Regions from separate parts of the Homo sapiens genome. Here regions 1 and 3 are each linked to region 2. Evidence: read pairs that join two places in POLR2A ChIA-PET (ENCODE). Cell type or tissue: PC-9. All regions are shown on one strand.

Region 1 (2,500 bases), 340 kb before region 2:
TAGAAGGTGCTTTTCTAAGCTGGCTTATCTGATACAGTATCTGAAATGGGTTTCCCATGTTCTTGGCATTAAAACACTTCTCTAGTCTGGGATTCCCGAAAGTCCTCCCTCAGCCTTGGCACCATCTAATTCAATAGGTGTCTCCTTCAGCCTTCCCCAAGGCCACTGTCCTTGAGCCTCTAAAAGGCCCAGCAGTGCCCAGACCCATCTCTCTTTGCACTTGTAAAGTCATGGAGGTCTTCTTCATTCATCACCCAGGTCTTTAAGCCACCTCTCAACTTTTTCAAAGTATCGCCTTAAGTCGGTACCTGGGCCTAGTCTCACCAGCAGTAACGAGGACTCACTGGCAAATATTAATAATATCCCTTTCCTAAAATTATGTCTCTGTATGTCCACTTGATCATTTCTGAGCCTCTTTGAACTCTTCCTTTTTTGAAAACTCTTGGGGCTGGGCATGGTGGCTCACGCTTGTAATCTCAACACTTTGGGAGGCCAAGCCAGGCTGATTGCCTGAATCCAGGAGTTCGAGACCAGCCTGGCCAACATGGTAGCATTCTGACTCTACTAAAAACACAAAAAAATTGCTGGGTGTGGTGCTGCACACTTGCAGTCCCAGCTACTGGGGAGGCAGAGGTGGGAGGATTGCCTAAGCCCAAGGAGGTCAAGGCTGCAGTGAGCTGAAATCGCATCGCTACACTCCAGCTTGGGCAAACAGAGTGAGACTCTGTCTCAACAAAAAAAAAAAAAAAAAAAAAAAAGAAACAAAACTCTTGGGTTTTGTGTCGTGGCAAAGCTGGATTCCTTAGGTCCAATCAACAGGTTCTCAGCACCTTTGATTGGAAAACAATGGCCTTTTTCCTACCTATCTCTAATCTCTCTGGAGCCTTGTAGAATTGTAAACATTTCCATTTCACAACTTTTATTGTTTCGATACCTTTGTTCTAAAGGGACATACATAATCACACTGCCAGTAAGAGGCCATCACCCGCAAGATATATCAGGGGAATGGGGCCTAGGGAGGATTTCTTACTACCCTCAGCAAGAAGGAAAGAGAACAGAACAACTCCAAACTCTCAGTGCTGCTGAATGGGGCATCCCTACCAGAGGCCAACCATTCCACCCCTTGGCTGTGATTCACTTGGATAAGGATCCTCTCGTTAACTTTACATCACAATGCTTTATCATAATGGCAGCATATCCTGAAGAGAAGGGCTCCTGATTCTGCAAGGACAAAGGAGTTATTTGGCTCAGGAGGGCTTAGGTTCAGTGACATTCTGCCCTCTGGGTCTGAAATGTTTATTATCATTTGCATCATACACACACACACACACACACACACACACACACTTAAAACCACCTCAGTACAAATGAACTTCCTTTTCAAAATGAAGAAACCACAGTGACATTGATATCACCGAGCAAAGCAAACAGAGCTCTTGGGTAAAGAGGCATTACTGGGTGCTTCCTTACTCTTCAACTAACCAGTGTGCCCCTTTCAAATTATTGCAAAGTTTATTTTTATTTCTGTACTCCCAGGCTTAGAAAGCATGTTTCTCTCAAAGGCTTTTCTTATACTATATCTGAAATGGCTTTTCAAAAAAGTAAGTTTCAGATTGTATGACATGCAAAATATACTAGCCGCTTGGCAAATAAACATGCAAGCAGATACCCACGGCTCCATGTCATGAGTTTTTGCCCTTTGTGACTTGCGTTTAGTGGTACTTCATCCCATTCCCCCTAATTCAGAACAGTCTTCTTTACCATTTAATTGGTTTTAGAGACTTAGTTTTCTAAACAGTCTTTCTGCCAATTTAGGATGAGATGAAGCGACAGTGGGATCCAACGTTGGAATCTGGCATGGGGCTGAACTGGGGAGGGTCTGCTGCCACACTGCGGCCTGAGAACAGTCTTCTACAAACATGCCAACCTCGGAATCGGTATGCTGGTTTGAGATCGTCTTGCCTTGTTTATCTAAGCAGAAAAGCCAGATAGCAGATTTGATGGTGGTTATCAAACCCTGTTATTAGTTGACAGGGACCTGCACTGGTGAGAGGCCCATCTACCTGCCCCAGTTCAGGGCTAATTAACAATTAGCCTTTTAACTTAATTCCAAGAGATCAGTGTTTGCAAATCTAAATGCCAGTTTAACAAACCTGTGAAGGAAACACTACTTCCATATTTGCCCACATACTTTCCAACCTTAGGCAGTTTTGTCATCAATAATCCACAAGCTCCTTCCTAGCAAACATTAGTGCCAAGCAAAAAACTAAGAAAAATAAATCGTTTTCAAACCTGCCCTGGGTGTTGTGCAAGTTATCCAGCCTCCTAGGGATGGAGGTGTGGGGGTGCTTTCAAGGTCATAGAGGTCTAAGAAGGCCTGGAAACCAGACAGGTGGTATTCCTTAGCAGTAAGCCCAACCTATAACTGCACCACCCACCCTCCATGGGTATCCAGCTCACAGTCACTGCCCCGTCATGTCTATGCACCCATCTGTCCACT
Region 2 (2,500 bases):
CAAGCCTTTCTCACAGTCTCCCGGCCCGCCCGGAGACGCGGAGTCCTGTGATCAGCCCGCCGCCGCGCAGACACGCTCCCCCCGTGCTCTACTGAGCTCCCCAAAGCGCGAATGAAAAATGGAAATGGGAAGCAGCGATCTCGGCTCTCTACGCTGGGAAACTAGCAGTGCTCAGAACACACATAAATCTCCATTGTAATCTCCTTCCAATTGCTCGCGTGAAATATCAGGCCAGAGACAGGATATGACAAGCGCTGGGAAGCAGGGGGAGGGAAGCTGAAGAGTGAGGGGTGCACGGCCCTCTCCGCTCCACCCTCTGGCAGGGCTCTCCCAACTCAGGCAGAACGCGGGCACTGAGCTCCAGGGCCAACTGCCTGCCGCCCAGGTACTCCCGCGCCCCCCGCCCCTTCAATCCCCTTCTCCCCCCAACCCCGGTGCACGCTCTGCCCACAGCCACCTCGCCCCAGCACGGCGCTCCGCTGGGCGCAGACCCCCCTCCGGCTGCGCGGAATTCCCGCCGCCGGCCCCGAGACTCCGGGATGGGAAGGGCAGAAAAGAGAGAGAATGGATCCCAGGCCTCACCAGCCCTGCTGCAATGTGGGACCGTTTAGGAGGCTTCCCCTAGGCCTTCTTTCAGGATCACTTGTGAAAATTGTGAATATCCGCCCTGTGTAACGATCCCAGACTGATGGAGCGAATTTGGGAGAAATACCGGTTTGGTGGAGGCGGAGAGAGCGGGGGAAGACTGGAACTTTGTTTACAAACAGTTCAGTGGTAGAAGACGAGGGGCAGAAGAGGCGGGTGCAAAGAGAAGCTCTGAAGTGGTCCCCTCCGCCCAAGAGAACAATGTCCGGGAGCAAGAAGCCCCGTCCCCTCTCAAAAAGTCGTTCTTACGGGCAGTAAAACTCGAGTGCAACTCCCCCACTCCTGGCGTCCCCCGAACTCGCTCAAAAGTCAAAAGCCCGCTCCTTTCCCTCCATGGAACAGCGACCACCAGTGGCTTTAACCTGTTTAGGGTCGGAGACTCCTTTGAGAATTAAGCTACAGATCCTCTCCTCCTCCAAAAATACAGATAGGTCCTTTCCCTTCGAATTCAACTTTGGGGTCCAGGAATCCTAGAAGCTGTAGGATGGGGCGCTATCCTGGGGGCCGCGTTACTTCCAGCCTTGGCGCTAGGGCACTAGGTCCTGCGGGGACTGGCGGCCTCTAGCAGGATCCTAACACCCAAAGCAGCCCCAGGGAAGCCTCCCCCGGCCGACCTTTCCCTTCCCTCCCCACCCAGGATCTGCCAGGCACGCCGCCGCCAGCCCACACCACCCCCGCCCCCACACACACCAGTGAAGGCGGATGCTGAGGCCCCACATCCCTTCGATCTCCCTTCCCCCCCCGCGGGAGTTCCCCTCGCGGGGACGGGTTTGGCAGTGATTGCCGCATTACAAGATGTTACATTCCGCCCTGCGGCCTGATGCTGGGCGGGGCGGGGAGACTGTGTTTCAGGAAAAGAAAGTGCAGGCAGGTCTTGGAGGAGCAGCTCGGCGCCTCCACGCCAAGAACGCAGACAGCCTCCAGACAGACCTTTCTTCCCTCGGCCTCTCCGGCTCCCCCACTAGTCCTCCCGGGCCAGAGCGCACAAGCTGCAGTGTCCCGGCAGTTTGCGGGCTGCGTGGCAGCGCTCCGAAAGAGGCCCTTTTGGGGAGGGTCCCCAGTCGAGTCGGGTCCCGGGCTAGGAGATGGGGGCCGAGGGTCGGGTGCCGAGTGGGAGAAGGTGCAGAACCGGCCCACGAGGCGGGTCGGGGGTGCTGGGCAGAGGATTACAACTTCGGGGCAGGAGAAGCGAGGGCGAAAGGACTGGACTTGGAGCACGCTCGGGTGACCCCGGGGGACAGACTGGGGCCCGCACGGAGCAAACGTGGCAGGCTGCCCACGCTGCCGCTTCTCCGTCCCGATTGTGGTCCAGGAGTCTCGGACACCCGGGAGGTGAAATCATCGCACCCGGAACAATGGGGACTTCTGGCCGGAGAACCGGACTGAGGCACTGCAGCTCCGAGCGGTGGCCGCGCTCCAGTCGGCTTCTCCCGCCGGGCGCCACCGCGCTCCCCGCTCGGGGGGCAGCCCCCGCCCCGCCCCCTCCCTCCGCGGGTCTGGCCTCGGCTTCTTAAAGTCGCAGGGTGTCTCGGTTCCCGAGAGAAGCGCCGCCCAAGTGGGAAGTGAATGTTTGGGAGGTGGGGGGACGCTATCTCCAGGCGGTAGAGACAAAAGAAGAGCCTAGGCGGTCGCGGGGCGGGACAGTCCGACCCTCCGCTCCTACCTTCCACGTCCCACCTTCCCAAAACTGCCCTGGGCATCTCCCGAGATGCTCCCCGCCTGGCACCGACAGCACAGTCAGCCAGCTCCCCCATCATCCCGCCCCCCCGCCCCCTGGGCCCGGTCTGCCCATCCCGGGGCCCGGCCCGGCTGCACTGTGGAGGGGTTTGCCAGAATCCGGGAATGGGGCCGAAGG
Region 3 (2,500 bases), 240 kb after region 2:
ATGCAGAAATGCTTGGAAAATAACTGGATTCAGATGTCTGAGTTAGTGACAGTGCCCTGTGCTTATATCCTGTGTGCATTAAGAATTAGATCTCACAATCAAATTCTAATTTTTGTCCCTCTACCTTGATATCATGGTTCTTTGTGTCTCCTCCATTTAATTACTTTTCCCAGTTTCGATTATTATAAAATTAGTAACTCAAGCCACTTCATCCAACAGACTGTCAAGACCAACTTAACAATAAGACACATGCCATTGTTGATAAATAGATTAAAATGAGTGTAGGAAGTAGCTAAGTTTATATATGCCTTATTTAATGTAAATGAAAGCTTGTAGTCATTAGATCTCAACTTTAGTTTTTTTTTTTTGGAGGTGGAGCCTCACTCTGTCACCCAGGCTGGAGTGCAGTGGCGTGATCTTGGCTCACTGCAACCTCTGCCTCCTGGGTTCAAGCGATTCTTCTGCTTCAGCTTCCCGAGTACCTGGGATTACAGGCACCTGTCACCACGCCTCGCTAATTTTTGTATTTTTAGTAGAGACGGGGCTTCGCCCATGTTGGTCAGGCTGGCCAGTCTCAAACTCCTGACCTCAGGTAATCTGCCCACCTCGGCCTCCCAAAGTGCTGAGATTACAGGCGTGAGCCACTGCACCCAGCCAACTTTAGCTTTTTATAGGTCTTCTGTTTTTCTTTCAAACTATGATTTATGAATTAGAATTTTTAGAAATATAGTTAGGATTAAACACAAACCAGTTTTAGTTTTTACGGTACCAGGTATAAACTGAAGAACATATGAGCCCTCAAGAATCTTGCTTTCATTCTTTTCCTCCATAATCTAGAGACAGGAATATTATTATGGAATAAGAAAAAGATGAAGCCAGGTGCAGTGGCGCATACCTGTAGTCTCAACTCCCAAAGGAGTGATTTCAGCTCCTCGGGAGGCTGAAATGGGAGGATCTCTTGAGCCCAGAGTTTGAGGCCAGCTTGCACAACATAGTGATACCCAGTCTCTAAAAAATTTAAAACATTTTTTAAAAGCTGTACCCTGTTTCTGTTCTGGATTCCCTGGCTAGCTGGTTGGCTCTTTTGATGGTGCTCACCTATTTCCTAAGGACTTTGACCATTTCACCTTCTGTCCCTGCCTTCCTAGTTTTAAGGATCCACTTTGAGACAAATTTTCTTAAGTAGAATGAGAGAAATGATAAAAGAAAGTTTCCTTTCATATTTTTAAGAGGGAAAATATTGAAACTGTTGTAGCAAATGCCATTTAACAAGATTTCTAGGCACTGCTTATTTCAAGCCATATTCAAGACTACAGAATTTATGCATAAGGAAGTAATTAACTTCGAGTTTATTTTTATAGGATTTTGGATCTGGGGTAAAGGTCAGTTTTCATGTTTGTAACCACTTAATAAAATGAATTGTGCTTATGTATTTATAGGCACATGTTTAGGTAAAAGGAAATTTTAGATCCATTCTAAATAGAGTTAAATCCTTTTCACCAAATGGCCTTCTGTTTTCTAGTTTGGAGCTATTTATAGTTTTCTCTTGTGCACATGAGAGAAAGTTGGAAGACAATATTAGCTGCAATGTGTAAGGAAGTGGAGAAAACCTGTTATGCTATCAGCATCTCTTGTAGACTATGATGATAATGTTATCTGTGTACTTGTATATATTCTCATTTATGCTTTTTTTAGATATGATTTTATACACATCAAATTATATACTTAAACTGTGTGCATCTTTGCAAGTATTTATATAAGTAGTAATATTGAACATTTACTTGAGTGTTTATATAAGGTTTTTTGTTGTTAAAGATACCTCTGCTCTGGGGAGAGGACTTAGATTGAGGCCTTGGAAATCCATTTCAGAACGTGAAAACTCAGGAAAGGGTTCTGGAGTTTTTTTAAGAGTGAATAAAATATTAGTTAATTGTTTCCTCTTTGATGTTTCTTTAATAAAACTTCTAATGCATGCCGTGGATAATTACTTAATGGTTTGTATATCTGTTACTGTCAGGTGGCATGAGCCTTGTAGAGGCTATTGCATGACTGGTGTGTGCTAGCTACAGTGTAAGTTTGCCTTGGTCTCACCATTGTCCACAAGTGTACTGGAGATCCTGTTCAGTACTATTAGATTCAGGTAACCTAGATAAGCAGTTATACTACATTGTGTTGTCAGTAGCTGCCATGCATTTAAAATCCAAATTGAAAAAAAGGCCGGGAGCAGTGACTCATGTCTGTAATCCCAGCAGTTTGGGAGGCTGAGGTGGGCAGACTGCTTGAGCCCAGGAGTTCAAGACCAGCACGGGTGACATGGTGAAACCCCATCTCTACTAAAAACACAAAAATTAGCCGGGTGTGGTGGCACATGCCTGTAGTCCCAGCTACTCGGGAGGCTGAGGTAGGAGGATTACTTGAGCCTGGGAGGTGGAGGTTGCAATGAGTTGAGATTGTGCCATTACACTCTAGCCTGGGTAACCGGAGTGAAACCCTGTCTCAA

Evidence for each region. ChIA-PET counts read pairs that join two places held together with the same protein. Peaks named below come from ENCODE experiments on the same cell type or tissue, not always from the same donor. Only the 100,000 strongest peaks of a DNase experiment are listed, where the experiment ranks them.
Region 1: POLR2A ChIA-PET joins it to region 2 with 6 read pairs; 4 of 35 experiments call an interaction of 5 or more read pairs at or near these places.
Region 3: POLR2A ChIA-PET joins it to region 2 with 7 read pairs; 5 of 35 experiments call an interaction of 5 or more read pairs at or near these places.

What each region holds. Positions count from the first base shown.
Region 1 is chr2:172,433,875-172,436,374 of GRCh38, reverse strand. The region is part of intron 1 of ITGA6 (integrin subunit alpha 6); the gene reads right to left. Among named protein-coding and RNA genes, the nearest start is that of ITGA6, 7.5 kb to the right of the region's middle. RefSeq lists an enhancer at 1,093-1,593. In PC-9, no CTCF peak of the experiment used is centred here; a DNase peak (open chromatin) is centred at 1,324; H3K27ac peaks cover 1,998 bases.
Region 2 is chr2:172,094,493-172,096,992 of GRCh38, reverse strand. No RefSeq gene overlaps it. Among named protein-coding and RNA genes, the nearest start is that of DLX2, 7.2 kb to the left of the region's middle. In PC-9, CTCF peaks have their summits at 880 and 1,081; a DNase peak (open chromatin) is centred at 1,482; H3K4me3 peaks cover 2,500 bases; H3K27ac peaks cover 1,329 bases.
Region 3 is chr2:171,851,550-171,854,049 of GRCh38, reverse strand. The region is part of intron 4 of SLC25A12 (solute carrier family 25 member 12); the gene reads left to right. Among named protein-coding and RNA genes, the nearest start is that of SLC25A12, 41 kb to the left of the region's middle. In PC-9, no CTCF peak of the experiment used is centred here; no DNase peak of the experiment used is centred here.